Linked DNA regions of Homo sapiens: region 2 is linked to region 1. The links are chromatin loops, found by intact Hi-C in ENCODE. Cell type or tissue: mammary epithelial cell. All regions are shown on one strand. Links, peaks and the distances in the headings refer to the core of each region. The heading gives the core; the rest is flanking DNA.

The links. Peaks named below come from ENCODE experiments on the same cell type or tissue, not always from the same donor. Only the 100,000 strongest peaks of a DNase experiment are listed, where the experiment ranks them.
Region 2: it touches region 1 in a loop (4-fold over the local background); 2 of 110 quality-filtered maps call a loop at or near these places.

Annotation. Positions count from the first base shown.
Region 1 is chr4:169,650,368-169,667,096 of GRCh38, forward strand. All of the region lies in intron 2 of CLCN3 (chloride voltage-gated channel 3), which reads left to right. Among named protein-coding and RNA genes, the nearest start is that of CLCN3, 38 kb to the left of the region's middle. RefSeq lists enhancers at 9,811-10,683, 9,866-9,965 and silencers at 10,266-10,325, 13,571-13,865. In mammary epithelial cell, for the core only: no CTCF peak of the experiment used is centred there; a DNase peak (open chromatin) is centred at 9,774; H3K4me3 peaks cover 1,302 bases; H3K27ac peaks cover 3,391 bases.
Region 2 is chr4:169,783,292-169,800,020 of GRCh38, forward strand. It overlaps the pseudogene PTGES3P3. Among named protein-coding and RNA genes, the nearest start is that of HPF1, 34 kb to the left of the region's middle. In mammary epithelial cell, for the core only: a CTCF peak has its summit at 8,615 (motif pointing right); DNase peaks (open chromatin) are centred at 7,970, 8,640 and 12,390; H3K4me3 peaks cover 657 bases.

The DNA of each region.
Region 1 (16,729 bases), core at 5,715-13,714:
GAGTTTCAAAGGTTATGTGTGCGCATATTGTCTTCAGTAGATGACAAGTTGATTTTAGTTTTATTGTTTTATCTGGCATTTTCCAATAACATTGGTAGTATTCTAATGAGTAAGACATTTGACTCTAAAGTCAAATTTGACAACATATATTCTTAAGCCAGTTTAGAAAGTATAGAATGGTGGTTACATTGTAAATCTTTGGCAGAGTTTTTGTAAGAAATTCTTAAATGAAGTTAACATATCACTGCTACCATTTAATGTCTGTCTGTTGGGAAAAGGTCAGAGCTCTTTTAAATGCTCTACTCTGAATTATTTTTAGAAATAAACAAATAATTCTAAAGTTCATCTGATATTTATTCTAAGCAGGGTCATGTTCTTAATACATTTGACACTTCACATTCTGTTGCCAACTACTTTGTAAACATTTCTACACCTGTGTCTCCAGACTGCTTCAGCCAGAGCAACTTAGTTAACCTATTATACTTATATGAGGGAGTAGGAGACTGCCCAAATTTGTGCGTTTATATAAGAGTAAGGTAATGCATTTAGGGAAGACAAACTCATACTAGGTTTATGAAATGCTGTAATTCAGGATGTTACTAATGAACTAGGAAAGAAGTTGGTATTAATAATAAACTGGTGCCTTGATAAAATTAGCCTAAGATGCCAGTGGAAAGTCAATCAAGTACTGGATAGATATCATCAGAAAGGTCATTGGAAAGAAATCAGCTTAATTTTATAATATACAGAAACTGGTGGTTTATACCTCACTTACCACCTTAATTATTGTCATTGCATTGCAAAAAAAATTTTTCTTCTTAAAAAAATTTCAAAGAAAGTTAACTAAAATGATTACCTCTTCACTCTACCTTTCTCACCCTAATATCATGATGCGACAAATTAACTTTTCTTCTGTGCATGTAGAATATTACCTATGAACTGTCCTTGGGAGAATTGAGAAAATTTTCAAGCTTCATGTTTTGTGTTGTGGTTCTGGTTAAGAATTTCAGTTGAAAAGGGCTGGAGGAGTTATGTGCTAAACCTGTAAAATCATAAGCTGAAGCAAATATAGTCATTTCTTGGTATTTGTGAGAGTTTGGCTCCAGGAGCCCCTCAGGTACCAAAATGCATGGATTTTCAAGTCCCCTATATAAAATGACATAGTATTTGCATATCACCTACACACATCCTCTTATATGCTTTAAATTGTCTGTAGATTACTTATGATACCTGATAAAATGTAAATGTGTAAATAGTTGTGCTACTGTATTGCTCAGGGAATCATGACAAGAAGAAGAAGCCTGTTCATGTTCAGTACAGAACAACCATCCATTTTTTTCCTAAATATTTTCAAGCCATAGTTGGTTGAATCCACATATGTGGAAACCACAGATGTAGAATCCCTGGATACAGAAGATTGATTATACATAAAATAATAAGTCTATGGACCTATTTTACACAGTTCTGAAATACAGAGGAAATTCCTTGGAAAAACCAGCACCTTAGAACACATTGAAGTCAGTTTAGATGCTTATGAAATTTGTTACCTACAACTGATTGAGACTGTAAATAAGATTAAACTAGAAGGGTTTAGGTAGGGAAAAAAAGAAGAAATCCACATTAGATATTAATAGAATTAGAGATACTTAGGATATGTTTTTAACTTAAAGACTTTTGAATTGTGACATAACACATCAGAAAATGCATAAAACGTAATTGTGTAGTTTAATTAGTTATTACAAAGCAAGCATCTTTGTAGCCCACTGAGGTTAAGACAATAAAGCATAACCATATTCCAGAAGCCTCCTGTGTACGTTCCTAATCACAACCCTTCCTTTCCCTCTGAAGGTAAATACTATTTTCTCTTTGTCTAATCACTTTCTTGCTTTACTTTGTGGTTTGCTCATCTAGGTATGCATCCTTAAGAATATAATTCATTCAAGCCAGAAATGGTGTGTTGAAAAAAGAAGTATATAATTTAGGATTGCCTGTTTTTGAAAGTTAAGTAAATGGAATCATATAGTGTATATGTCTTTGTTTCTTGGTTTCACACAATGTGGCTTTCAAGAATCAGGCATGTTGTTGCAGGTAGTAGCTGTGTGGTTGCTCTAAACTATTATATATCATTTTTTAAAAAATGAATTTACTACAGTTTACCTATTCATTTTACTTTTGATGGATCTTGAAGCTCCTAACAGGTTTTGGTGGTTACTAACAATGCTACTTTGAATATTATGCATGTACTTGTGTGGTACTTAGGTCCTTAGGTGCACAAATTTTATTTGTCCTGGATGTGAACTTGTTGGGTCATAGGTCATGTTTTCCCCAGTAGTGTTTCAGTATACATTCAGACCAAGAATGTATGAGAGCTTCCATTGCTTCATGTTCACTAACCACTTGATATTGTCACACTTTTAATTTTGTCAGTGTGCTAGCTATGTATGGATTTTGATTGTGGTTTAAATTTGCATTTTCTTTGTAGTCAAAGAGATGTAGCATCTTTTCATGTCTATTTGGAAATCCTTTTCAGAGTACCAGTTTGGGTCATTTACTCATTTTTCTATTGGAGTGTCTATCTTACAGATTTGTAGAAGTTCTTTATTTTCTAGACACAAACTTTTTGTTGGATAAATGTGTTACAGCTATCTTCTATGGAGTGCATTTCACTCTTCTAATGGACAAATTATGAACAAATATTCTTAGTTGTAATGTGGTCCTATGTGTTAATCTTTTGCTTTATGGCCAAGGCTTTTTGTGTCTTAATTTTAAAAAACGTCCCTACCCTGATGTTATGAAGACATTTTTCTATATTATTTTGTAAGAGCTTTGCCGTTTACATTTAGTTGTGTAGTCATCTGATTTGTATATGTGTGTGTGTGTGTATGTGTTAGAGTGTATTCATTTTTTTCTCATATAGATAGTGTGTTAGTCTGTTTTGCATTGCTGTAAAGGAATACTTGAGGCCGGACAATTTATAAAGAAAAGAGGTTGGCTGGGTGCGGTGGCTCAAGCCTGTAATCCCTGCACTTTGGGAGGCCCATGTGGGTGGATCACCTGAGGTCAAGAATTAGAAACCAGCCTGGCCAATATGATAAAACCCTGTCTCTACTAAAAATACAAAAAATTAGTCAGGCGTGGTGGTGGGCGCCTGTAATCCCACCTACTCAGGAGGCTGAGGCAGGAGAATCACTTGAACCCGGAGGGTGGAGGTTGCAGTGAGCCTAGATCATGCCACCGCATTCCAGGCTGGGTGACAGAGTGAGACTCCGTCTCAAAAAAAAAAAAAAAAAAAAAGGAAAGAAAAGAGGTCGTGCAGGCTGTATAGGAAGCATAGTGCTGGCATTTGCTTCTGTCTGGTGAGGGCCTCAGGAAGCTTCCAATCATGATAGAAGCTGAAGTGGAAGCAGGCGTGTCACATGGTGAGAGAGGCAGCATGAGAGAGATGCCAGGCTCCTTTAAACAACCAGCTTTGTTGTGAACTAACAGAGCAAGAACTCACTCATTATCATGGTGAGGGCACCAAGCCATTCATGAAGGGTCCACCTCCATGAAACAAACACCCACTAAGCCCACTTCTAACACTGGAAATCGCATTTCAACATGAGATTTGGAGGGGACAAAACAACCAAACCATATCAGATAGCCAGTTGTCCCAACATCAATTACTAGAAAACAATTTTTTACCCACTCTTGTACAGTGCCACCTCTGATACATATATGAAGGGCTCATTATATATAGGAGGGCCTATTTCTAGACTCCCCATTTTGTACTATTGGTTTTTCATCCTGATAATGGTTGTGTGTCTTTTTCTTCTCTTTTTCCCAATTCTTCTCCGTCTCCTTTCCTTTCTCCTATTCCCTCCTCTCCTTCCCTCCTCCTTTCCCTTCTTCCTCTCTCTTGTTCTCCTTTCTCTCCCCTTGCCCTCCCCCATCTTAATCTGTGTCACTGTAGATTTATCAATAGTTAGTTTTTCCAATGAATTGGTTTGCCTTTTTTGTTCTTTTCTATTATGTATTTCTTTTCTGTTTCATTAATTTCTGATCTTCTACTTTCTTTGAGTTTATTTTGATGAGTTTTTTTTCTAATTTCTTGAACTGGATGGTTAGCTCCTCAGTTAACTTGCCTTTAAGTGCATTTAAAGCTATAAATTTTTTTTCAGATACTGTTTTATTTCTATGCCATATGCCTTTTTTATTATCACTATTTAAAAATCATTTTTAACGTTTATAATGAGTCTACTTTGGGCTATAGGTTATTTAGAAGTTCAGTTTATAATTTCCAACACATGAGGAATTTCTGGCTGTTTTTAATTATTTATAACATTATTGCATCGCGGTCCGGGAATATGCATTATGTAATTACAGTGTGTTGAAATTTTTTGCAACTTGCATTGTGGCCCAGAAAAAAAGTCAACTTTTGTAAATGTTCCATGTATGCTATAAGAATACATAATGTGAAGTTTTCAGTTATGGTGTTCTCTCCATGTCCATTAGGTAAAGTTTGTTAATCTATGAAAATACTCTGTTTCTTTACTGATTATTCTCCTTGTTTGTTTCTATTAAGTATTTTAAAAATTTTCACTGTATTTGCACATTTATCTACTGCTTCTTGTCATTCTGTCAATTTTTGCTTTATATACTTTGATCTTATGTTATTAGGTTATATCTTCCTGGTGAATTGAACCACTTTTATTTTTTAAATAACTCTATTTCTAATTATAGTTTTTTATCTTACAATCTACTTTGATATTAATATAACTCCCAATATTCTTTGGATTAGAGTTTGCATATTATACTGTTTTTATCCTCTTTACTTTCAGTCTTTCTGCATCTGTTTGTTTTGTTGAAACTCTTGAACTGTATAGTTGAACTTTCAAATCCAATTAGGTAGCATTTATTTTCTAATTGGAACATTTAGTTTGGTTCCACTTAAGGTAAATAGTGGCATATTTGGATTTAAATATTTCTAAAATTTAGAACTCTTAAAATCTTTTTTTGCTTAGTCTTTATATTAGCTTATGTTCATGCCTGAATATTTGAGAAACTCCTTCAAAAGGAATTGTTTAGGCATTAAAACAGGTTTGCCGGTTTTGGTTCTGATTTTGAAAAATTGATCATCGTGTGATGTTTTTTGTTTTTGTTTCTAAGATGGGGTCTTGCTCTATTGCCCAGGCCAAAGTGCAGTAGTGCAATCATGACTCATTGCAGCCTTGACCTCCAGGGCCCAAGTGATCCTCCTACTTCAGCCTCCTGCGTAGCTAGGACCGCAGGCATGTGCCACTATGTCCAGCTCATTTTTATAAATTTTTTGTAGAGACGGGAATCTGGGAATCTCCCTATGTTACCCAGTCTGGTCTTGAACTCCTGGCTTCAAGTGATCCTCCTGCCTCAGCCTCCAGAGTGCAGGGATTATAGGCATGAGCCGCCATGCCTGGGCCAATTGTGTGATGTCTGTGAAAGCAAACTCTTCATATTTTTATTCCTGTGATATGTTATTTGGGTAACCGGATAGCTATATTGGAAACTAAAACTTCTTATGTTTATGAGGTATGAATATTATAAAACCATTTTGTTTTTTCCATTTATTTTCTGGCTTGTCAGTTTTAAGAATTTCCACCTCTTCTTTCTTTAGGGCTTCAATAACTTTACAACTAATTGTGTAGTTTATTGATTGTCCCCCAGAAAAGCTTTGCTGTATCTTTTTTTTTTTTCTCTGATGCATTTTGATTCGGAGAATGACTGACAATGCAAGTTAAGGTTTAGTGCCATATAGTGTGTCCAAATGTAAACTTAAAGCAGCCTGTATTAGTCCCTTCTCATGATGCTATAAAGAAATACGTGAGACTGGGTAATTTATAAAGAAAAGAGATGTAATTGGCTCACAGTTCTGCACGCTGTACGCGAAGCATAGCGTCTTCTGGGGAGGCCTCAGGAAACTTACATTCATGGCGGAAGATGAAGGAGAAGCTAGCATGTCTTACATGGCCAGAGCAAAAGCAAGGAGGGCAGTGAGGGAGGTGCTACACACTTTTAAAGAACCAGATCTCATGAGTACTCTATAATGAGATAGCACCAAGTGGATGGTGCTAAACCTTTCATGTAGGCTCCACACCATGATCCAGTTACCTCCCTCCAGGCCCCGCCTCCAACATTGGGGATTACAATGCAACATGAGATTTGGGTGAGGATACAGATCCAAACCATATTACAACCATACTGATGGATTGTAAACTACAGTTTTTAACCTGCTTCTATTAATTAGAGGGGTAAAGGTTGTAATTTTTTATTAATGTTTATCTCATGTAAGTGGTTTTATTTATAAGCATTCTTTTAAAAATCTTTTTGGCTTGGTGCAGTGGACAGTGTTGGGTGGGCCTGGACAACGTTGTAAGACCTATCTCTACAAAAAAAGAAATTAAAAAATTAGCCAGGCATGGTGGCACACACGTGTGTATTCCCTGCTATTGGGGAGGCTGAGGTGAGAGGATCACTTGAGCTAGGGGGTCGAAGCTTCAGTGAGCTATGATCATGCCACTGTACTACAGCCTGGACGTTGGAGTGAGACCCTGTCTCTAAAATAATAAATACAAATAAAAAATCTTTTCATTATGGAAGAAATTTTAAAACATGGAAACATATGGAGAAGAATATTGTGTACCTTTTCATCCTGGTCACTTACTTTAATTAATTATCAATTCATAGCCAATTTTGTTTCATTTCTACTCCCTCAATTATGTTGTAATCTGAAACATTGTGTCATTTATATAGGTAGGTAGATATACATGTATATTGTGTATTTCTAAAAGATTAAGATTCTTTTAAAGGTCATTATTTTAAAATATGAATAATTCCTTAAAATCAAATATCTTGTGTTTCCCATTTCCCCAATTGTTTCTTAAAAAATTGTATTGCTGTATCTTTTAAGTCTTTTTAAAAAAAATTCTGTAGGTTTCCCTCTCTCCCTTTTTCCTTACTAAATTGTATTTGTTGAAGAAAACAGGTCATTTGTTTCCTAGTTTGGTTTTTTCCTGATTACATTTTTGAGCTATAATTTAACATGTTTCTCTGCTCCTGTATTTTCTATAAGTTGGTAGATTTAAAGGCAAAAAATTGTTTAAAATTTATTTTTATTGTTTTAAAATTTAAGTACTTCTAATATTGTAGATTTCTCAGATCATTACTGTTACAAGGGGCGGCTTAAAGGTAGAACTCTTAAAATATTATTATCATCTATTCTGCCTTCCTGGTTTGTAGATACAGAGACATCCCAGAGAGGTTGTGATTTATCCAGATTTCCACATCAAGTTGAGATTACAGTGGAGGGTGCGTTCGAAAGTAAAAATAACTTCTCCTTTTGAATTTTGATGGCTTCATGTGTGCTACTTGTGATTTTGGTTCTTTAGAATTCATCCTGAGCATTTTTCCAGAGCTATGCCTAGGAATTCTTGAATTTGTCTTCTGCTCTCTCTCTATCTGGGCTCCACCCTGACTGTAATTCAGTTTGTTAATATGGTAATAAAAAGTCTCTATCAAAGTCCTCTTATGTGTCAAAGTCCTCTTTTGCCACATCTTCCAGTCTACCTTGTGCTTTTCTAAATTGTGATTGGACTTAACCTGTGTACTGATTCTTTTACTTTAAGAAAGTGGCAGTTGTGGACCCCATAAACACAAGAGATGTGTTTACTTCTGAAGTTTTAAAGATTTTTAGGTTTATTATTACAAAAGTAATATATTTGTTTAAACAGTGTGGAATTATATAAACACTGAATGTACTCCTCAACCTCTCTACCTTATGTCTCAGTGATAACAATTGCTAAGGGCTTGATGTGTTTTATTCTAAACTTAATTCTATACAAATATAATTATATAGATATATATTATATATACACACAATTGTTTATCTTTAAAAATAATTCAAATATGGCTACAAAACTTTTACAATATGAAGCATTGTCAGTATTTATTTTACCGGGAGGATTTCCCCCATCAGTGAGTGCTGACTGTCATTTTCATTCTTTATGATCAAGTTGTAGATCAGGAAAAACAAGTTAAGAGAGTGCCTACAAATACCGGGAAAACTTGTGGATAGATTTTCATTTTTTATGTAAAGACATATAAGAACATGAATGGTATAAAAACAAAATCCTTTATAAATGCCATACAATTATATATTTAGAAAAATTATATGGTGGTAAAACATATAAAAGAACCACACACTCCCAAATTTACATTGAGCTAATTTAGTACAGTTAGCCTTTGTCAAAGCTTTCCTTGTTTAAAAAAACTATTGGCTCAGTGTGCAGGAAGGAGCATAGGAGAAAAAATTGCCAAGAATATTTGAAAAATACAGAAAATAAAGAAAAAAATCACCTACTATCCTATCAAAAATTTTAATAGCTAGAATCAGGATAAGATAGAATATTCCTGTGGCAGTAATTCTAGTCTATATTCCTTTCCTGGAACCCTGTCTCCCAAATTTCAGGTGAGATTTTATAAGAAGCTCTGTTTATCTGAGATTTAAAATATAAAAACTTGATTTAACCTATACAGTTTTTTAAAAAGACCCTAAATAAGTAAAATTTAGTACTCCACAAATTGAAGAGAATTTCTCTCTTCTCTTTACTGCCCTCTGAGTTTTCTCTTTCCTTCTCTCACCTCCAATTTTCATGTAAACACTTTCAGTTCGAGTGGACCTTAGAGATTGTCTCATTCAATACTTTAGGAAAACAAATTTTATAGAACCCTTGAGTTCTGTGGAATTGCTTCTAATGAACAACACCTTTTGTTGTTGTTGTTGTTTAGTGACACTGTGTAACAGGCATTTCAGGAGGAGAATCTCCCAGTCTAGAGGAATCCTCTCAGAGGTAGCTATAAAATATTGAACTCTGATCTTCAATAAGCATTGTGCGGTTTTTGTTTTTGTTTTTAATGACAGTTTTAAACAAGAAAGTTGCTTTATTTCTGAACTTCATAAAAATTTCTATTAAAGAGACAATTTCTGAATTTTATAACAATTTCTAGAACAGTTGAGTACCTCACTTTGAGACACATTTTTGCTAAAAGTTAAAAACACAAAACCCTTATGAGATAAAATAGGAAGCTAGTAGAGATAGGAAAGCCCTCTGCTTAGTAAACCTCTTTTTTGCGTAGTTTAGACACATACAATAGTAAAGTTACTTAGTACGTTGATAGTTTTCTTTCTCCTCAAAAGCTACAATGTCTTACTAGCTAGTTCCTTCAAGAAAGGAAACAAGAAGCCGCTGGAGGAGATTGGTGAGTGGGATAAAACACTATTCAACTCTTCAGTTATTCGGTTTTTAAATCCTCAATGAAAGGCTGCTGTATTATAGAGTATTTTTTTTTTATTTTTAATAGACTTAGAACCAAGTTTCTTGAGAAACCTTTGGCATATTGTAGTTTTTTTATGGCTATGACTCACATGACATTACTGTATAAAACTAGTACATTCTCTCGTAAAACCACACAAACTTACTAGAGTGCTGCTCTCATTTTTCTACATTAGAAATGAAAAAGGGCATTGTCTGCATTCAAAATTTCCTTTTTACATCTCTGTATTACTTTTTCCCCTTTATATTTATCTTAAAACCAAAAGAAATAATGTTTCTATTGTTTTACTGTAGTTACCACTGATGCTACCGAAGCTGTATTGTGAGTGTTTCAAAATTCTCAAACCAGTTTTGTGTGTTGTACTTGGAGCTTAGTCATTGTCATACGTAGCAGGACCTGATTAAGAAGGCTGTGCCGCCTCTAAGCCTTGCTAGATTGTAGCCACTAGCAACCAGGCTGCAATAATTTCCCTTTGATGACATCATCCACTGTGGAAGAACCCAGTTGCTTCAGCGAGTCGAACTACAGTTTTAACCTCATCAAATATGGCATCTCCCTTGCTTGCTGCAGCAGGGATGGAAGAAATGTCACTTTCTTTTTAAGCTAGCAAGCTTTTTCTTTTTCTTTTTCTTCTTCTATTTAAAAATTCTAATCATGGATGCTTCTTCCGACCCTTATTTGCCTTATGACGGGGGAGGAGACAGTATTCCCCTGAGGGAATTACATAAAAGAGGTAATACTATCCCCTTGCTGTGAATTCTCTGTTGGTATGTTTTGCATGCGGCTGGGCGGTCCTCTAGCTTAAACTGGTTCTCGTTTGTCCTTTAAATACTGCAGTACGTTGTTTAGTTGCCCTGGGTTGTTAGTAAGGGGAAAATGCAACCTTCTGAATGGTTGTGTAGCCATCCCTGATTGTTTTCTCTGTGCAGATTAGTACTGCTTCAGATCACGTCGGGCTCCGACTCCATCTTCTGCATGAAAATCTTCTTTCTAACTCTGAAAATGAATTAATCTGCTTTTACAGCCAACTAAAGTCGTGTTGGTTGGCATCTAAAAAGTAATGTTTTTCTTCCTTCAGAAAACTTACATTTCCTTTAATTTACACAGAGAAATCAGGTGCCTATGTACCATTATATTTTAGCTGCTGCCAATTACCATGTAGATTTTACACCACAAAGTAAATTTATAGCAAAAGCTTTACCTACATTTTAGAACATTTTAAAATGATAGTAAAGATGAATAATTTCTATATTAATACTTTTTATTTAATATGTATTTCGGCTGAGTAACATACTACATTGTCTTCCACAGGTATCTTGTGAAATTTGATATGATAAAACACATTTGACTAAATGTCAGAAAAAATAATATTGGTTTGTGAAAAGCAGAAGAGCACCCAGCATGCCTGTAAATCTTTTGGCAGGCACTTCCTCAGTCTCCTTAAAATTAATTGCATGTTAATTACTACCCTTTTTTTCATTTTTGTTTAATTGCTTATTCGAAAAACAGACTGGTCGACATTTGTTGTCCTAGAAAAAAATTGAACTTCAAGAAAAATCTCTTAGCTTATGTGACTTCATTTTTGAGCCACATTAGTTTGAATTACTGCATGATATTATAAACTCACCTTATGATTTAACCCAAACTTTTATTTGTAAGTATATAAGGAAGTAATAATGTTTTTCTAATATAATTAGCCTGCTTTATTTAAAATATACTTTGTGTTCTGATAACACTTTTTTTTTAGTATTAAGTTCCACTATAATTTAAACATTATAATGTATTCAACAAATGTCTGTTGGTTGCATTGTGTCTGCTACACACTATTTTAGGGTCTGAACAGTTGTAGCATTATTTATCTTGCAGTATTCTGTAGTTAGTAAAAACTTGCTTTTTACATTTTGAGAAAAGCTGTGTAAGGATCATGTTACATACATTGTGCTTTCTCTTACAGAGTTACCTTCTTAATAAAATTTTGATATATGTGTATATGTATATGTTAGAACATTTGGAAGAAATATCTAAAAGCATAAAGAAGAAAATAATTTCTTGTAATCACACCACCCAGAGCTTTTTAAATTTTTTTTCTTAATGTTACGATCATAAATTCTTCTATTTCCTATGTTCTGATTATCAGTTTTCTGGTAAGGAGTTCTTTAAACAGGAAGCAAGGTGAATGAATAGTGACTGTTCAAATGTCACATTATTTGCTAATCAGTAATTAAACTGTAAAACAAGACAGACTGTATTTTCCTCATGCTATTACAACATTTGGTTGTTAATGATGATAGATCAGAATACCTGGGCTTCAGAAATTTAAATTCCTTTTGTGAAGCTTAACAGTCTTTGACAGAACTTACTTATGGACTGTCTTAGTGTAAAATATGCAAATAATAAGAAATAAGTCAAAACTTATGTGAGAGTAGGCATGGTTACTGATATTACCTAAACGTAAGCTTTTTATTTCTATTATACTTTCATAAATAATCCTTTAAGAATCTTGCTTAGGATCTAAATCAGTCCCACTCTTGGCAGCTCAAATAGGTTCTTTATCCCTTGATGAGACTTATTCTATTAATATAAGTCATTGTTATTTGAAAGTAACATTGTGTATGTGTAGTAGAGATAAGTCAGTTATTAGGCTTTCGTGACTGTACTGTATTACCTCAAACATACTGTAGTATCCTAGTGTCTATGCGTAAGATGTTATTTTTTGTCCATAATTTATGACCTGTTGTAGCCATGGGTCAACACAATGGAATTGATGGAGACAGGCAGCTAACAAATCGAAAAAACTGAATCAGCTTCCCTGTGAGGAAGAACAAAACTATAATGATTAAAATTGATCTTCAGCCTGATAGTGAAGAGGCAGATAAAGTATAAAATTGTGAAGGATATCAATAAAGTAAACATGGATCTGTTTAGTAAATCCCTGAGTGCTATAGCCAAGGATTACCTTTGTTGAGTAAATTGAATTTAATACTACTTTTCAAGGCGAGATGGTAAATGGTGAAGCTTCCTATTTAAGTAAATAATGTCAAGTCTGGAAGTATAAGTAGATTCAAATTAGAATTAGTTTGATATACTATTGATAGATTAGAAATTAAGATGACATTTCAGAAATAGCCATCTTTAGGGGTAGATTTCCTATATAGAAACAATCAAGCTCTCTCAAAATGTCTCTTCCTTTTTTATCAGGAAAAAAGACTTGGCTTATCTGGACTGTTAGTTTTACACTTTTTCTTCTTAATTTGTTCAAGATGTTTAAGTAGTTTTAGAGGTCAAATTTCTTTCTTCTACCAACCCTTTATAATGGATTTGATCTTTTGGGCCTGAGCCTCCATTTACTCCATGAGGGGCCTTTAACAATTATTTAAATATTTAATTGTTTCATTCAGAGTGAGCATATATGTGTGTGTGTGTGTGTGTGTGTGTATATATATGTGTGTGTGTGCGTATATGTGTATATATATATATACATATACACACACATATGGCACTCCTAGGTGCTGTGGAGAATTATAAAAATAGTAATATTAATAATAGTTAATATTTATTAGAATTTCCTGTTAGCTGGATACTGTCCTAAGTGGGTTTTTTTGTTGTTGTTGTTGTTGTTGTTGTTGTTGTTTTCTTAAGAGAGAGGTATCACTTTTTCACCCAGGCTGGAGTGCAGTGGAGTGATTATAGCAAATGCAGCCTTGAACTACTGGGCTTAGATCCTCCGTCTCACCCTCCTTGGTACCTGGGACTGCAGGCTTGCAACACCTTGCCTGGCTAATTTAAAAAACAAAATTTTTTTTTTTTTTAGGGAGAGTCTCACTATGTTGTCCAGGCTGGTCTCCAACTCCTGGGCTCAAGCAACCCTCCTGCCTTGGCCTCCCAAGTAGCTGAGATTACAGGTGCGAGCCACTGTGCCTGGCTTGTTCTAAGTGCTTTATGTGTATGAAATTATTTAAATCCTCATCACAAGTTTATGAAGTAGGTACTGTTATAATCCCCATTTTCTAGTTGACAAGACTGAGGTAAGGAATTGTTAAGGAAAAGTCAGAATTCCATCCAGATATTTGGCTCATACTTTAATCATGAGGCTAAACTGCTTCTCTCTACACGTATCTTCATAGTAACTTGTGTTTTAAGTCTGGTAGAAGCATAAGAAGTTTAAACACAGACAGAATCCTGTGGAAGTTAGTAAATTTCTAGTGAACGATAGAAATGATAGAAATCTCTTCTTCCCCCAAAGTCCCAAGAACAGATTAGTCTGCTTTTGACAAGTGTTATCAAAGTAGACTGTTCTCACATACACAGGGGACTCAATAGGGCATTCCTGGTGGATATAATAAAATGAGTAAATGCGATAACAGGAGGAAATGCCTAGTGTGTTGCTCTTGGATTAGTTTTGATACAACAAAGGCAGCTTTGTTGTGAGTCAGTAGAGAGGGTAGTGTAGAAAGGTGGAAGTTGGAAGAGTGGCAGATCCTAGAGGACTAATGATGGGCTTAAACCACAAAAAGTGTCGCTTTGCCATTGAAATAAAAGTTTGGGGTCTTATTTTTTCAAGTTTCTCCCTGAAATTATTTCTTGACATTCATTAGCTCAGCAGTGTATCTAAATAAAGCTTTTTTGGGTTTCTATTATAATAGAGGTTTGTTCCTTTTTCTTCCCTTTGAAAAGTATCATTTTTTGCACATTATTTGAAAATCCAGGTGTTATATGATATTCTTATTGCCAGAGGGACATTCTGCAGGCTCTTTGTAAAATGATTTTAGGATTCAGATACTTATTATATTTTTATTGGCCCTAATATTTTATCCAACTAGAAAATTAAACCTCTTCTTAAAAATTAATCCATCTAAGTGTCTGTAAATTAAAGGAACAACTAAAGATTCTTTATTTGGTGTCAGAAACTCCTTGTTTCTACAACAGTAGTATAAAACAAAGCCTGTTTTTAAATGTACTTTTCCCACAGTATCTGAATTTCAAATCTTCAATAAAATCTGGTTCATATTACTACCTCTAGCTTGATTTTCTAAAAATAGCTGACACTTTAGTATGGTTAATTTTATGCCATCTCATGGCTTGTCAGAAATGCTTTGTATCAAGATTTCCGAGTGTGAACAGATTTCCTGCCGCATTGATTAAGTTTGTAATTTTGGCTATTTTCCCAGCATCGAGGTTTCTGCTTTGCGTTTATGCAGGAGACTGGTAGTTTAAATTGAACTTTAAGGTTTTGTTTCTTGTTTTTAAGTTAACATATGTTTAATTTCTAGTTTCTTTGTAGCCCTTTGCAACTTTAATTAGGTCATAAAATGGATTTACTCTAGTTTCTCTAACAAATTTTATAAATTTATGAAATATGAAATTTAGCAAATTTTATAAACCTTTTTATTCATGTATTGTACAGCTCATCATATTTGCAGACATAATAATTGAATGTGGAACTTGTTTCCAATTACACAGATGTCTTAATATCCACCTTATCATCTCTAACTAAGGATGTGGCTTTTTATTTTGAGGTGGCAACAGAACAGAAAAGAAAACAGTGAATTGAGTAATGGGCTTAGTATTGCTGCTGCCTGGTTGTGTATCTTTGGTAAACTTCTTTGAGATTTGGCATTAACTTGCAAGTCTTTGCAGTTTAGACAGTTAAATATGACTGAATGGCTGAACAAATTTTAATAGCGTATGCTTCTTTTTTGCTATTTATTTACCCAGTAGACATTTAATTGACCACCTGCTAAATGTGAGGCACTATTCTTGCCATTACCTTTTTAATCTTTGATTTGGAGTCTGCTAACATTCTGGAACTTCCACTATCAACTTAGAACGTTTACTTTCCCATCCCTTACCAGGATGGCCATTTCTTATCAGTAGGGTCACAGAGAGAGAAAAAAAAAAACCATCTGGGGCTAGACTTCCTGCTCTTAACATACAGAAGCAAATAGGTTGTGAAGGAATACATAGTATTTTGGATTTCTGCCTCTTCCTTCCATAATTTTTTTAAAAAGGTTCATATGTTTTATGTGTGTCTTATGTAACAGTAATCTGCATTATGAACTTAAATGACGAGGATCACCATTTCACATCTTTGGAGATTGATCACAGAGGTAATAAGTAACTCTTTTTAAATAACTATATGCATCATTTTTCATGTAAAACTATTATTTGGATAAACCCCTTTGAGAAAAGGCTTAGGCTCCTGCCAGTGTCACTGTGATATTTACTAATAAGCTCAGTTTAAGGCGCAGCAATTAAGGTTGTGTTGTTTTTTTTTTTTTAAGTTCAGTTCAGCAAATATATGTGGAAAGCTTGTGGGTAAAATTATATTTGTATTTTTGGGAAAGCAGACAATTTTATTAATGCCTATATTTTTCTAGTTCAGTGTTTGTCAAACTTCAAGTTTTAACATGTTGATCATGAAACCAGTTGACTTGTGACCAGTATTTTAAAAGGAAAGATTAAAAAAACAAAATAAAATATCAGTATATACCAAGTAGTAAGAGTAAGCATTGTTTACTAAACTTTGGTTTTATTTAAGTACATATCTATATACTATGTCAGTGAGAAACATTTCTCCACTTCATGTTTGAAAAACATTTCAAAAGCTAAGAAAAAGTTTGAAAACCTGTTTGTAAGTACACCTGGGGTAAAGGTACACCCTGTGGCATAAGATGTCGGGAACAACTGAGGGTAAGAATGGGGATGCATTACTATCGTAAACTTCTGCTAAAGCATAAGGATGTGAGTGCTGGGAGCAAAGCAGTGCTCACCACTTCTGCAATTTTCTATTGCAGCATTTTAAATAATATGGGAAAAAGTGGACTGCAACCAAAGGCAAAGAGGGATGGTGATGGTGAAGGGTAAGATTGTATTTATTGTCCAAAGGCTAAGTGCATATACATATGTGTTTGGGAGAAGGCATCACGTAATAGTTCTTAACCTACTCTGAGAGAAGGTTGTCCACATTTCTTAAAGTATACATGTAAACCAACAATGAAATTATTTTAGTGACTTGAGAATCAAAGTGCTAGAGTTTGAATCCCTGTTCTACTACTTGCTAGCGGTGTGACCTTGGGCCTGTTTAACTCTTGACACCTTGTTTTCCAAATTTATAAAGTGGAGATAATAATATCTGTCACATTGTGTTGTTGTGAGGATTATATGAACTAATATATGTAATGTCCTGAGAACAATGTCTGGTACACATTAAGTTAATTAAAATTAGCTGTTCTTACTGTTATTATTAGACATGAGCTAGATAACAGTGGCCTCTACATGGGAAAGATTATTTTAATTCTGATGTAGTTCAGTTTATCTATTTTTTTTATTTTTGTCCCTTTTGCATTGATGTCATATCTAAAAAACCTGCCTAACTCAGGAT
Region 2 (16,729 bases), core at 5,305-13,304, 130 kb after region 1:
CTGTCCGTAATAACCAGGGGTGGAGAGGATGATGTTACTCTTTATTTCACAAGGAATATACACCCCCCTGCGATATTGTCCGTAATAACCAGGGGTGGAGAGGATGATGTTACTCTTTATTTCACAAGGAATATACACCCCCCTGCGATATTGTCCGTAATAACCAGGGGTGGAGAGGATGATGTTACTCTTTATATCACAAGGAACATACACCCTCCTGCGATATTGTCCGTAATAACCAGGGGTGGAGAGGATGATGTTACTCTTTATATCACAAGGAACATACACCCTCCTGCGATGTTGTCCGTAATAACCAAGGGTGGAGAGGATGATGTTACTCTTTATATCACAAGGAACATACAACCCCCTGCGATATTGTTCGTAATATCCAGGAGGAGAGAGGATGATGTTACTCCCCATATCGCAGTGGGTGTACACACCCCTGCGAAATTGTTTGTAATATCCACGGGGGGAGGAGATGATGTTACTCCCCATATTGCCAGTAGTGTACATCCCCCTGCATATTGTTCATAATACTCAGGGGGAGAGAAAATGATATTACTCCACATATCGCAGGGGATGTACACACCCCTGCAATATTGTTCGTAATATTTGGGGGGGAGATGATGATATTACTCCCCATATCGGAGGGGGTGTATACCCCACTGCGATATTGTTAATAATATCCAGGGGGGAGATGATGTTATTCCCAATATCGTAAACACCCTTCGTGTACATTTTCTGTGACATTGTTTGTAATATCCAGGGTGGCAGAGGATGATATTCCTCCTAATATCGCAAGATTTATACACTCTCTTTTGATGTTGTTCGTAATATCCAGGAGAGGAGAGGGTGATATTACTCCAAATATCATAGGGGGATACAACCCCCTGTGATATTGTTCGCAATATTCAGGGGAGGAGAGGATATTACTCCCCAGATAGCAGGGAGGGTACACTCCCCTGGGATATTGTTCATAATTTTCAGGGGTGGGAGAGAATGATATTACTCCCAAAATCACAGGGGGTGTACACCCCCCTGTGATATTCTTTGTAATATCCAGGGGTGGAGAGTATGATATTACCCTCAATATCGCAGAAAGTGTACACCCCCTTTGTTATATTGTTCGTAATATCCGGGGCGGGGGGAGGAGACAATGATATTACTTCCAATATCGCAGGGGCTGTACACCCCCCTGTGATATTATTGCTAATATCCAGTGGGGGAGAAGATGATATTACTCCCAATATCACAGGGGGTGTACACCCTTCTGTGATAGTATTCGTAATATCTAGGTGGGGAGAGGATGATATTACCTCCAATATCGCAAGGCCTGTACACCCTCCTGTGATGTTGTTCATAATATCCAAGGGGGTAGAGGATGATATTATTCCCTGTATCGCAGGGGATGTGGACCCCCTGTGATATTGTTTGTAATATCCAGGAGGAAAGAGGATGATATTACTCCCAATATCGCAGGTGGTGTACACACCCCTGTGACATTATTCCTAATATCCAGCGGCAGGGGAAGGATGATATTACTCCCAATATTGAAAGAGGTGTACACACCTCTGTGATATTGTTCGTAATATCCAGGTGGGGAGAGGATGATATTACTCCCAATATTGCAGAAAGTGTACACCTCCCTGTGATATTGTTTGAAATACACAGACGGAGAGAAGATGATATTACTTCCCTGTGATATTGCTTGTAACATGCAAAAGGGAAGAGGATGATACTACTCCCCATATCGCATGGGGTGTACATTCACCTTTGACATTGTTCGTAATACCCGAGGGGGAGGATAATATTACTCCCAATATCGCAGCAGGTGTACACACCCAGTGATATTATTCGTAATATCTAGGGGAAAGAGAATAATATTACTCCCAATATCGCAGGGGGTGTACATTCTCCTGTGATATTGTTCATAATATCCAGGGTGGGAGAGGATGATACTACTCCCAATATCGCAGAGGGTGTACACCCAACTCTGATATTGTTCGTAATGTCAAGTGGGGAGAGGATGATATTACTTCCAATATCACAGAGGGTGTGCACTCCCATGTGATATTGTTCATAATACCCGGGAGGAGGAGAGGATGATATTACTGTCAATATCCAATATCACAGGGGGGGAACACCCCACTGTGATATTGTTTGTATTATCCAGAGGGGGAGAGGATGATATTACTTTCAATATCGCAGATGGTGTATGCCCCTTTGTGATAGTGTTCATAATATACAGGGGGGGGAAGAATGATATTACTCCCAATATCACAGGGGGTGTACACACCTTTTGTGATATTGTTTATAATAGCCAAGGTGGGAGAGGATGATATACGAACAATATCGCAGGAAGTGCACACCCCCCTGTGATATTCTTCGTAATATCCAGGGGGTAACAGGATGATATTACTCCCAATATTGCAGGGGGTTTACACTCTTCTGTGATTTTTTTTAATGTCCTGGGGGGAGAGAATGATATTACTGTTAATGTCACAGGCGGTGTACACCCTTTTTGGTGATATTGTTCCTAATATCGAGGGGGGGAGAGGATGATATTACTCCCAATATCGTAGGTTGTGTACACACAGCCTGTGATATTGTTCCTAATAGCCAAAGCGGGAGAGGATAATATTACTTTCAATATCGCAGGGGATGTACACTTACAGAGTGATATTGCTCCTAATATCCAGGCCAAAAGAGGATATTACTCTTGATATCGCAGAGGGGGACACTCCCCTGCAATATAGGGAGTAATATCATCCTCTCCCCCCGGAAATTATGAACAATATCACAGGTGGGTGTACACACCCTGCGATATTGGGGGTAATATCATTTTCTTTCCACCAGGATATTACACACAATATCACAGAAGGGTTTACATCCCCCTGCGATATTGGGAGTAATATCATCCTCTCTCCCCTCTCTAGATATTAGCAACAATATCACAGGTGGGTGTACACCTGCTGTGATATTGGGAGTAATATCATCCTTTTCACCCCCTGGATATTAGGAACAATATCACAAGGGGTGTGTACACCCCCTGTGATATTTGGAGTAATATCATGCTCTCCCCCTCCCCGGATACTACAAACAATATCACAGGGGAGTGTACACACCCTGAGATATTGGGAGTAATATCATCCTCTCCTCTCCTGAATATTATGAACTATATTGCAGAATGGTGTACACCCCCTGTAATATTGTGAGCAATATTATCTTCTCCCTCCCTGGATATTATAAACAATATTACAGGGGGTGTACAACCCCTGAGATATTGGGAGTAATATCATTTCCCCCCCAGTGGATATTATAAACAATATCACGGAGGTTTGGGCCCCCTGGGATATTGAAAATAATATCATCCTTCCACCCCCTGAAAATTATGAACAATATCACAGGAGAGTGTACACTCCCTGCGATATGGGAAGTAATATCATTTTCTCCTCCTCTGGATATTAGGAACAGTATAACAGGAGGGTTTACACATCCTGCCATATTGGGAGTAATATGCTCTGCCACCCTGGATATTACAAACAGTATCACAGAGGATGTACACACAGAATGTTTACGATACTGGGAGTAATATCTCCCCCCCATCCGGACATTACAAACAATATCGTAGCGGGTGTACACCCCCCTCGATATGAAAAGGAACATCATCTCCTTTCCCTGTGGATATTATGAACAATATCACAGGGGTGTGTATACCCCCTTTGATATGGGGAGTAAAATCATCCTCTCCCCCCTTGGATATTATGAACAATATCGCAGTGGCATGTAGATTTCCTGTGACATGAAGAGTAATATCGTCCTCTCGCCCCCTGGTTATTACGGACAATATCACAGGGGGGTGAACGCTCCCTATGATGTGAAGAGTAACATCATCCCTTCCCCCCTGGATATTATGGACAATATCGTAGGGGGGTGTACAACCCCTGGGATATGGGGAGCAACATCATTTTCTCCCTCCCCGGATGTTACCAACAATATCACAGGGGGGTGTACACTCCCTGGGATATTGGGGGTAATATCATCCTCTTTTCCCCTGGATATTACGAACAATTTCACCGGGTGGAGTACACCTTCTATGATATTGGGAGTAATATTATCCTCTCCCCTTATGGAAATTGCGAACAGCATCCCGGAAGGTGTACATTCCCTGCGATGTTCGGAGTAATATCATCCTCTCCTCACTGGATATTTGGAACAATATAAAAGGGGGTATACACCCCCTGCAATAGTTGGAATAATATCATCCTCACTCCCCTTGGATATTATGAACCATATCACAGGGGGGTGTACGCCCCCTGCGATACTGAGAGTAATATCATCCTCTACCATTCTGGACATTATGACGTATATCACAGGGGGGTGTACACCCCCTATGATATTGGGAGTAATATCATCGTCTTCCCCGTGGATATTAGGAACAATATCACAGGAGGGTGTACACCGTTTGTGATATTGGTAATAATATCATCCTCTCCCCCTTCAGGATATTATGAACAATATCACAGGGGGGTGTACACCCACTGCGATATTGGGAGTAATATCATCCTCTCCTTCCCTGAAAATTACAAAGAATATCATGGGGTAGGGTGTACACCTTCTGCGATATTGGGATTAGTATCTTCCTCTCTCTCCCTGCTTATTACGAACAATATAACAGGAGGTTGTACACCCCCTGCGATATTGTGAGTAATATCATCCTCTCCCTTCCTGGATATTACGAACAACTTCACAGGGGGATGTACACCCCTTGCGATATTAGTAGTAATATCATCCTCCCTCCCGGATATTCCCAACAATATCAGAAGGGTGTGTACACCACCTTGATAGTGGGTGTAATATCTTCCTCTCCCCATTTTATTACTACAAACAACATCACAGGGGGGTGTACACCCCCTGCAATATTGGAAGTAGTATCAATTGGAAGTGAACAACCCTTGCGATATTGAGAGTAATATCATCCTAACCCCTTGTGGATATTACAAACAATATCACTGGGGGGTGTTCACACAGCATGTTTCCGATATTGGGATTAATATCATCCTTTCCTCCCCTGGATATTACGAACAATATCACAGGGGCCTGTACACCCCCTGGGATATTGGGAGCAATATCATCATCTCTCCCCATGGATATTACAAATAATGTTACAGGGGGATGTACACCCCTGTGATATTCGGAATAATATTGTCCTCTCCCTCTCTGGATATTATGAGCAATGTCACAGGGGGCTGTACACCCTTTGCGATATTGGGAGTAATATTATTTTCTCCCCTTCTGGATATTACGAACGATATCACAAGAAGGTGTACACCCCCTGCGATATTGTTGAGTAATGTCATCCTCTCCCCACCCCGGATATTGCGAACAATATGACAAAGTTGTACACTCCCTGGGATATTGGGAGTAATATCATCCTCTTCTCCCCTGGATATTATGAACAATGTCACGGGGGGTGTACACCCCTAGCGATATTGGGAGTAGTATCATCCTCTCTTCCCTTGAATAACGCGAACAATATCAGAGGGGAGTGTTCATCCCGGGTGATATTGGGAGTAATATTATCCGTTCCCTTCCTGAAAAATATGAACAATATCACAGAAGGTGTACACCCCTGCGATATTGGGAGTAACATCATCCTTTCCCACCCTGAGTATTATGAACAATATCACAGGGGGGTGCACACCCCACTCGATATTGGGAGTAATATCACCCTCTTCCTCCTAGATATTACGAACAATATCACATAGGGGTGTACACCCTCTGTGATATTAAGTGTAATATTATACTCTTCCCCCTTGGATATTATGAACAATATCCCAGAGGGGTGTACACCTCCTGCGATATGGGGTGTAATAGCATCCTCTCCCCTTTTGGATATTATGAAAAATATCACAGGGGGGTGTACAACCCCTGTGATATTGGGAGCAACATAATTCTTTCCCCCCTGGATATTTCAAAAATATCACAAGGGGATGTACACCCCTTATGATGTTTGTAGTAATATCATCCTCTCTCCCCTGGATATTACGAACAATATCACAGGAGGGTGTACACTCCCTGGGATATTGGGAGTAATATCATCCTCTTTCCCCCTGTATATTACGAACAATATCACAGGGGCGTGTACACCCCCTGCGTATTGAAAGTAATATCATTCACTTCCCCCCTGGATATTGTATATCATATCACAGGGGCGTGTACACCCTCTGCTACATTGGGAGAAATATCATCGTCTCCTCCCGTGGATATTATGAGCAATATCATAGGGGAATGTACCCCGCCTGCGATATTGGGAGTAATATCCTCTCCCACCCTGAATATTACAAACAATATCATAAGGGGGTGTACATCCCCTGCGATATTGGGAGTAATATCCTTTTCCACCCTGAATATCATGAACAATATTATAGGAGAATGTACACCACCTGCGATATTAAGAGTAATATCATCCTTTCCCCCCATGGATATTACAAACAATATCACAGTGTTGTGTACACCCCCTGTGATATTGGGAATAATTTTATCCTCTCCCCCCGCTCGATATTATGAAAAATATCACAGGAAGGTGTACATTCTCTGTGATATTGGCAGTTATATCATCCTCTGTTCTAGTTAATATTACGAAGACTATCACAGGGGTATGTACACCTCCTGAGATATTGGGAGTAATATCATCCTATCTCCCCCTGGAAATTAGGAACCATATCACAGGGGAATGTACATACCCTGCAATATTGGGAGTAGCATCATCTTACCCTCCCCTGCTCTTTACAAATAGTATCACAAGGGGCTGTACACCCTCTGCAATATTGAGAGTAATATCATCCTCTCTTCCCCTGGATATTACGAACAATACAGCAGGGGGTGTACACACAGGGTTTTTATGATATTGGGAGTAATATCATTCTCTCCCCACCCTGGATATTTCGAACAGTATCACAGGGGTTGTACACTCCCTGCGACATTGGGAGTAACATCATCCTCTCCTTCTCTTGATATTACGAACAATATCACAGCAGAGTGTACATCCCCTGCGATATTGGCAGAAATATCAACCTCTCCCTCTCTGGATATTACCAGCAATATCATAGGGGGTTGTACACCCCCTTCAACACTGGGAGTTATATCATCCTCTCCTCCCACTGGATATTATGAAAAATATTACAGAAGGCGTACACACAGGGTGTTTACGATATTGGGAGTAATATCATCTTCCCCCTCCCTGAATATTATGAACAATATCACGGGATGGGGTACATCCCCTGTGATATTGAGAGTAATGTCACCCTCTCCCTTCCTGGATATTATAAACAATATCACAGGGGGGTGCACACCCCTCCTATATAGGGAGTAATGTTATCCTCTCCCCCTCCCTGGATATTTCGAACAATATCACAAGGGGAATGTACTCACCCTGCGATATGGAGACTAATGTCATCCTCTCCCTCCCTGGATATTATGAATAATATCACAGGGGGGTGTGCACTCTCTGTGCTCTGGGGAGTAATGTCATTCTCTCCCCTATAAACTAAAATTTTGTTCTCTTTACCTAAGCCCAGAGCTTCCTATCACGTCAGTATCTATGTTATGAAGAAAAGGAGACTTAGGTGAGATGTTTTTATTTATCACAACTGCTGCATCAATTGCCTAGGACCTCAACAGCTTCATGAAAGTCTGGGAAATGTTCATGCATAAGGTTATTGCCTTAGCTGACTTCAAATTGCTCCATACAATGGTACATATAAACCCTTAGTGAAGCCTTTTAAAAAACAAACAGGTTGAAAAATGGGTTAAAGTAGGCAAATACAGCATCTGCCTTTAGGGCTATCAACTGAGGAATTCTCTCAATTATGAAATCTTGCAGAGAAGTTATTTTCTTTCTCAAAATCCAGGTGATGAAATATTTCTTACTCCAGATCTGGCATTTTTTCATCATCACTGTCTTGTGAATCATCACCTGCTTCATCTACTTCTGGTAAATCTACATCCTCATCCCCACCCATGTTGTTCATCATCTCGGAGAAACGATCAAAATTAGACCTGTCTTCATCTGAACCATCTTCCCAGTCTTTCCAATGATTGAAGTCCATACTAAGCCAGTTAAGCTTTGCCCTTTCTTTTGTTAACCTTGGCCATGACTGGCCAGATTCTCCTTTTCGTAAACAACATAAAATTGATCTGTCCGTTCTTTTATGCTTGGAATCATTTGGATCAATAGAGTAAAAAAGACCAATTTCATTTAAATGCTTAAAATTATCACTTCCTCCAAGACAACTGAATGTAAGTTTGGATTTTTCAAAATTTACATTAACATCCTTATTGTCTTCAACACAAGATTCAGTGAAGACACAGTCCCTTCGATCGTACCACTTTGCAAAAGCAGGCTGCATTGTGAATGCGGCAGGGGGACGGGCGAACGGGTGGGCGGGCGGCTGTCTGGCGGCGGCTGCTCTCCGGTGGGGACTCCGCGTTTTCTCCCTGGTCGCCGCTGCCTCTTCTCGCTCCCCTCAGGCGACGGCGGCAGCTACAGCTGCTTCTTTATACGTTTTTCTGCTTAGATCAGGGAAAACTGGCTGGATTAAATTAGCCACAGGAGGGCTCCACTGCAGTTTCTGGAAAAGAAAATTCTGCAGTCATACTTTCTGGTACACAGTTGTATCTGTGCAGTCTTCAATCGGCCACGCCTATTTATAAACGTGAAAGATGAAGCCAGGGTGGCCGGGCACGATGGCTCGTGCCTACAATCCCAGCTCTTTGGAATGCCGAGGCGGGAGGATCACTTCAGGTCAGGAGTTCGAGAACAGCCTGGCCAACATGGTGAAACCCCTGTCTCAACCAAAAAATACAAAGATTAGCCGGGCGTTAGTGGTGCCCGCCTGTGATCCCAGCTACTGGGGAGGCTGAGGCAGAAGGATCCCTTGAACCCCAGAGAAGGAGATTGCAGTGAACTGAGATAGCGCCACTGCACTCCAGCCATGGCAAAAAGAATGAAACTCCGTCTCAAAAGAAAAAAAAGAAGCCAGGGCAGGCAACTCAGGTACCTTTTGGACGTCCATTAACAAAAATTCGAGAGAACTTTCTGGAAACCTAGAGTATATTTCTGTGGGAAAAACACAAAATTGAGACTTGAAATGATAAGCTCTGATTTGTTCATTTTTTTAATCTTAAACATTTAAAGTTTCACAGCAACAGCTTATATTCAGGGTATGCAATTTATAGGTAGCTAATGCATGAAAAATATGATTACAGTTTTGTATTACCCATTATTTTTCTCTTGTCAACCACAAAGAATTTCATTATTATCTAATCTGTGGCCCAGATGCTGCCTGTCTTTGTTTCATCTATAACAGCATTTCCTATCATGTGGCTACAGGATAATAATTGTGATTACAAAAAGAAAAAAGTACAGGAACTCACAGGTGAAACAGAGCTGAACACAACTTTTACAGAACTCATCAGCTCCTCACTGTAAATCTCCTAGATTGGCCTCTCATGTACCTTTTTTTTTTTTCCTTTTTTCCTTGAAACATTTGCTGCTCTTTTTAGAAATCACAAACAGGGTTTCAAAAGTTATTTAAAAAAAAAAAGCCTGAAGAAAGAATCCAAAATTTGAGACCATACCTATTCTAAGAAGTGGTGAAAACCACATGGAAAAATATCAAGTAGTTTGTGTCTAATGCTTTCAGAATTCCCTCTTGTACTTTACTCACAGGAGAAGTTATAGGAACCCCTACAGGAATTACAATGACAGGGCCAGACCCAGGAACAGCCTGCACACTCGAGTTTTGAAGTTTTAACTCATTCTCTCTCCAGCTGTCTCACACTTGTTGTTTGTTGTTTTGTTCGTTTCTTTCTAATTTAGAAAAAAAAAAAGTAGTAGTCAGGGAGTCTAGTCAAATACATCGGAGTTGGGGGGAATTATTAGATACCCAAATCTTAGTGATGCATTTGACTATTTTTCGGGATGAAAAGCATATATGGGTAGACATTGGCTTGGAGGGGAAATGGTGACACAGGAGAGATGAAGGAGCAGCACTTTGAAGTTGATTTTTGAAGAAAAACCATTAGTTTTCATCATTGTATAAGGACATCACTCTATGAATCATAGCAATAGGCAATTTGCAATTTAAAAAATAAATAAAAAGGCATCCTTGTGGCTAAATGGCAGTTTAGATTACAGTTCCTAAGGCCCACTGAAAATCATAAGCTACTGTCTTTCCTGAGCACATAAATGAATTTTTCTTCCATTTTGACAGCTCTATCCCTCCAGGTCATCCAGCTATTTTATCCCTTAATATTGGCTACTCTTCCTCCTCTCTCAGACGTCTCACTTTTTGCACCCAGCCCCCAAACACACTAAAAGATTAAACTCAAGCAGCCTTCCCTATTGGGAAACCTTTTTTTTTTTTTTTTTGAGACAGAGTCTTTGCTCTGTCGCTCAGGCTGGAGTGCGGTGGTGCCATCAATCTCGGCTCACTGCGACCTCTGCCTCCCGGCTTCAAGCGATTCTCCTGCCTCAGCCTCCTGAGTAGCTGGGATTACAGGGACACACCACCATGCCTGGCTAATTTTTGTATTTTTAGTAGAGACTGGGTTTCACCATGTTGGCCAGGCTAGTCTCAAACTCCTGGGCTCAAGTGATCCACCTGCCTCAGCCTCCCAAAAGTGCTGGGATTACAGGTGTGAGCCACTGTGCCCAGCCCCCTACTGGAGACTTTTGATGGGCATTTTTATTTATCTAATTACGGAAAAGGAAAGTAACAAAAATGAACTGTGCAGATAGAGACTCTCCTCATATAGGAGTTGTTAGATCAAATCCTGCTTCCAAAATAAAGAAATAAAGAGGTGAAATGAAGACAGGGTTGAGCTGAAGAAAATTTCATGCAGTTAGCACTAGGGGAAGTGGGAGAACATAGATGGAAGCAGCACCTACTGGATGTGCTCTTTTGTGAAAGGTGCTTAATGGCTGCTCACTTTGGAGATGACTGAGTCCAAACTGCCTCATCTAATTCTTCAAGTCATCTTCCATCTGCCTGTTAAGCAGTAACAGGCCTCCTGAGATTATTCCCTTATGTCAAAATGGGATGTCATGTTAATCCACACCATGACCATTTTGTATCTTTCTTCCCTTTGTTTTCCAGTTTATAACACTTTCCACCTCTACCTCTCATTCTGGAAAATTCTCCCATGCTCTAGACTTGAATCTCTGATACTTCACCTCCCACTTATGTGAACTTGGGCGTGTTACTTGATATTGCTATGCTTCAATTTTCTTATGTGTAACTGCAGATAATAATAGTCCCTACCTCATAAAGTTGTTACAGAGATTAAGTAATAATATGCATGTAAAACATCGATTGAGCTATTATTACACAGCCTTTAAGATTCAAGTTCAAATCCCCCTTCCAGGCCGGGTGCAGTTGCTCACCTCTGTAATCTCAGCATTTTGGGAGGCCAAGGTGGGCGGATTACCTGAGGTCAGGAGTTCGAGACCAGTCCGGCCAATAGGGCGAAACCCTGTCTCTACTATAAATACAAAAATTAGCAGGGTGTGGTGGCGGGTGCCTGTAATCTCAGCTACTCAGGAGGCTGAGGCAGGAGCATCACTTGAATCCTGGAGGTGGAGGTTGCAGCGAGCCGAGATCGAGCCACTGCACTCCAGCCTGGGTGACAGAGCAAGACACCATCTCAAAAAAACAAAACAAAACAAAAACAAAAAACCAAATCCCACTTCTTCGTAAAGTCATCTCCAATACTCCCCAATGGAAAGGGCAGTTTCCTTCGCTGATTTATTGTAGCACTTACTGTCCTCACGGACAACAAGGCCCTTAGCATACATGGTCTTGTGGTCTAATTGTGTACATCTTTTCTCATCTGAACTACAGGGAAATTTTTTGGATGGTAGGGAGTGTGTCTTCTTGCAGTATCTAGCACAGTGTTCAGCATACAGCAGATATTTAATAAATAATTATTAAATCAAAAAGTCAAATGGATATTTTAATGAATTGGTTGAATGAATCAATGATTTAGGGGGTCAAAGCCAGTTTTGCAACTCTTAATTCATTGCCCACATGAAAGGCATAAAAGTGTCTGGCATCAATTAGAATGGCTGAAGAGGATTTTTGGAGAATTCAGTCCCTGGGAACCAGAAGCACCTAAGTGAGGGGGTGTCCAGTTGTGGGAGTGGAAGGCCAGAAATGAGAGAGAGAAGCCACAAGCCTCCTGTTCCTGTGCAGACCTTAGCTGAGAGGGAAGACTTTAACTTTTAATGAAGATTACAGTTTTACTTATTGCACTAGACTGGACATATTCATCACTGAACCGAGACTAATTTTTAATGATGACATCATCGGAAGACTTTTTGTTATTTGACAGTGACTAAGAGCTAAGTGATTCATCTTAGTTTTTATCTGAACAGTAGAGGAAGAACCAGCCCAAAAGATGGATTCGAATGGCCAAGTGAGAAAACAACATTGTCTCCTCATTTCATCTCAGGAGCCCCACTGTTAATGCAATGGTGTCATGAGGTTGATTTAGTGTCTGCGGATCCTGGCCTGTTGGACAGCAGGCAGGAATGCCTGGAATGCCAGGCAGAGGTAGAAGTGTTTGTAGGGAGAGGAATAAAACTATCAAAGGGAAGCAGAGGTCATGAAATGATGACCTGCTCCTGGCAGAAAGGGGACCCTGCCACGTAGCCATCAGCTCACTCCCATCCACCTTTGTTTTGTTTTTTGAGACAGAGTCTTTCTCTGCTGCCCAGGCTGGAGTACAGTGGCGTGATCTTGGCTCACCACAACCTCCGTCTCCTGGGTTCAAGCAAATCTCATGCCACAGCCTTGGTTAGCTTGAGTAGCTGTGATTACAGGTGCACACCACCACATCCAGCTAATTTTTGTATTTTTAGTAGAGATGAGGTTTCGCTATGTTGGCCAGGCTGGTCTCGAACTCTTGGCCTCATGTGACCCACCTGCCTTGGCCTCCCAAAGTGCTGGGATTACAGGTGTGAGCCACTGCACCCGACCCCATCCAACTGTTTTGATTGCTGCACAGATGTGGATGCTTCTGCTGGTCATCATCTCTGCTTCTCTCCCTCTAGAGGCCTCTCATCTCCCCCTGCAAAACTGCCAACCTGAGTTACTGCCCAGTTTTTCTTCTTGGGCCCCACAGCACAAGCTGAGAGTATGCACCTGGATTTACTAGGCTCTCAGGAGAGTTCTGATTCTTTCAAATGTCCATTAGATTGTTTGTTTTTAATGTTTCTATTGGGATGCAATTGTCAGTTGTGCTTCTGCACAAACAGAACCCCTTTTATTCCATGGGATATTTTCAGAGAAGTCATCGCGCAGTATCTTTCACAGAACGAATTGCTCTTATAACCGGTTTGCTTACAGGACACACCTGCAGCTGGCAAGCCTTGAGAGTTTACCATTTATAGAAGCTGCACCTGAGATCCATTTGGACTGCTGCTTGCAAATTATTACATGTGAAATTATGAACTCTAACTTAAGCGTTCCTTGGAATTGTCTTAGGAAGAGAAAGATGCATTTTGATGGCTGGGGAAGGTAGGAACCAAGTAGACTTGTTTTCTTTTTGTTTTTTTCTGTGTTTTTTTTTTTTTTTTTTTTGAGACAGAGTCTTGCTCTGTTGCCCAGCCTGGAGTGCAGTGGTGTGATGTCGGCTCACTTCTACCTCCATCTCCTGGGTTCAAGTGATTCTCCTGCCTCCTGAGTAGCTGAGATTACAGGCATGTGCCACCACACCTGGCTAGTTTTTGTATTTTTAGTAGAGACGGGGTTTCACCATCTTGGCCAGGCTTTTCTTGAACTCCTGATCTCATGATCCATCCCCGTCAGCCTCCCAAAGTGCTGGGATTACAGGCGTGAGCCACCATGCCCAGCCAGACTTGTTTATTTTTAATGCCCAGGGACTTGGGGTAATAAAAAATCAGGTTTGGCTATAGCATCATAACAGCAACTGGTCCCTTGGCCACATGTAGAAAATAAACTGGGATGTTTGTTTTGTCACCTGTCTGCCTTTCCCCTCCTCTGTGCCTTATTGCCGCTTCCCACTGCCTCCCATCAGTCCCCACTGTAGAGTCCTGCCACAGTTTGTACATTCTGCATAGTTGGCCCCTATTTTGGACTTTTCTGCCCTTTTATGATAACTAACTAGTGCTAAGAGAAGAGCTAGGAAATCTGACATATAAGTCAAGTTATAAGCGGATGTTAATGGCTGAATGCATGATGTTTGGGGCTCAAGAGAATTGTTTTTAAATTGCACTGAGGTTGGGCACAGTGCCTCACACCTGTAATCCCAGCACTTTGGAAGGCTGAAGTGGAAGAATAGCCCAGGAGTTTGAGATTAGCCTGGGCCACAAAGCGAGAACCCCATCTCTACAAAAATTTTAAAAATTAGCCTGGCATAATGGTGTGTGTCTGTAGTCCCAGCTACTCAGGAGACTGAGGCGGGAGGATCGCTTGAGCCCAGGAGTTTGAGGCTGTAGTGAGCTATGACTGCACCACTGCAGTCTGAATGACAGAGTGATACTCTGTCTCAAAAAAAAAATTTTTTTTGCTAGGAAAAATAAACTTTGGAAGATGCCTGTTTAGTAAAGGTCTCAGCTAGAATCAGTACACCAAGAAATTTATTCTTACTGGGTATTTGACTGGAAGAGAGTCGTTTCTGTGCACATGTTGTTGGTGGAGGGGAGAGGGTCTGAGGGAAAAATAGGAATGCCAAGGGATGAATTGACATTTGTTAAGCAGTAGCGTTTCAGTGCACAGATTCTACTGCCAGAGGGCCTGGGGTCATGTCCCAGTTCTACCACATAGCAGCTGGTGGCAACTTCAGACAAGTTGCTTAATCTCCTGTACCCAAATTTCATTTCCAAAATGGGGATGTTAGTAGCTCAATGCCTCTCAGGGGTGTTTTGAGTTAATTTATGTAGTCTACTTAGCATATACATGGCACATATGTGCTACATAAGCATCAGCTATTAATACTCCTAAGTGTTTCTGCAGCCCACTTGGATGAACTCCTTTCTGAGCCAGGTAAGAAGAGGGGCTGCAGGAGGGACTCTGTGAGACCCAGGGACATGGGAGCACTGTGTTTATTCCTAATAGAAAAAGTATGACCCAGAGAAAGGAAAAGAACATTGATATGGTTTGGTTGTGTCCCCACTCAAATCTTAACTTGAATTGTATCTCCCAGAATTCCCGCATGTTCTGTGAGGGATCCAGGGGGAGGTAATTGAATTATGGGGGCTGGTCTCTCCCGTGCTATCTTGTGATAGCGAATAAGTCTCACGAGATCTGATGGGTTTATCAGGGGTTTCCGCTTTTGCTTCTTTCTCTCATTTTCTCTTGCTGCCACGATGTTAAGAAGTGCCTTTCTCCTCCTGCCATGATTCTGAGGCCTCCCCAGCCATGTGGAACTGTAAGTCTAATTAAACCTCTTTTTCTTCCCAGTCTCTGGTATGTCTTTATGAGCAGCATGAAAACGGACTAATACAAATGTTCTGCACCAGGCTTTAGAACCTCCAGGGTTTCTGTCTTTGGGAACCTCAGGAGACAGTGCAGATTTCATGGAGAGACAGAGACTAGCACCAATACTGTTGGTAAGGCAACTAGTGCCCATGAGAGTAAGTGAAATGGAAGAACATGAGAGGCGTGTTTTGTGCACATAGGAGCCATCTCCTAGGACTCTTAGAAATACTTAAGGGGGACTCTTCATGGGACCAAGCCCTGTATTGTAAGAGGAATAATAGGAATGTGTTTAACCTGAGTTATAATCTGATAGGACCTATCAGTATGCAAAAGCTAGCAAGGCTAGTCATACAAATACAAGAGATCTTATTAAATCTGTTGACTCGGAGGAAGTCTCCTTGGGCCTCTTGCTTGCATTTCTTTTCTTGCTAGCTGTTTTTTTCTTTTTTCTTCCTCCTTCCTTGTCTGCAAAGTTGTTTCCTGAATGTCTAGGTTTTAAACATATTTTGGTTTCATCCATGGAAACCAGAAACCAGGCTGGGGAGCTATTTACTTCTTGCCGTTCTACTCGGGGTTTGGAATTCTTTCTTGTGGATGCTGTCTCAAAGCTACCTTTCTTGCTCTCCATGTGCAATATTACTCATTAATAAAATCATGGAAAATGCTGACACGGATATCCTCAGGAAAACCAAGATAGCACTGGAGCAAGGACTGAAGCCCCTGTGCTTGCTGATGATGTAATATACTTGAGCAGGTGCCATCTCAATGTTAGATAAGCGTGAAAAGACCTGGCCATGCTTCTCTCACATGTTCCTTGGTGAATGGATGGGCTGGCTCTTAGTGCTTAAGGATTGATTGCCTCAGTCGTGGCAGACCTATGATCAACATCTTCAAGTTTAGCACTCAGTTGCTCTAAATAATTACTTCATATGTACTAGTCTTATCTTTGCAGATAGGTGATCATTTCTTTGGTATTTCTGCAGTGTTTAGCAGAAACCAGAACATAATAAAAGCTTAATAAATATTTAATTGCTACTGTAAGAAAGTAGAACAATGGAGCAAATATTTTCTTATTTCAGCTCATATAGTACTCACATCCTTCTTGCTCATATGCAATTTCAACTGTGAGAAGGGATACTCCACTCACTTCTTAATTCCTCCCTTTGGCATGTGGCTGGTATGGGTTTTTTACATACTAGGGTAAATATGGCTATCATGTCAAT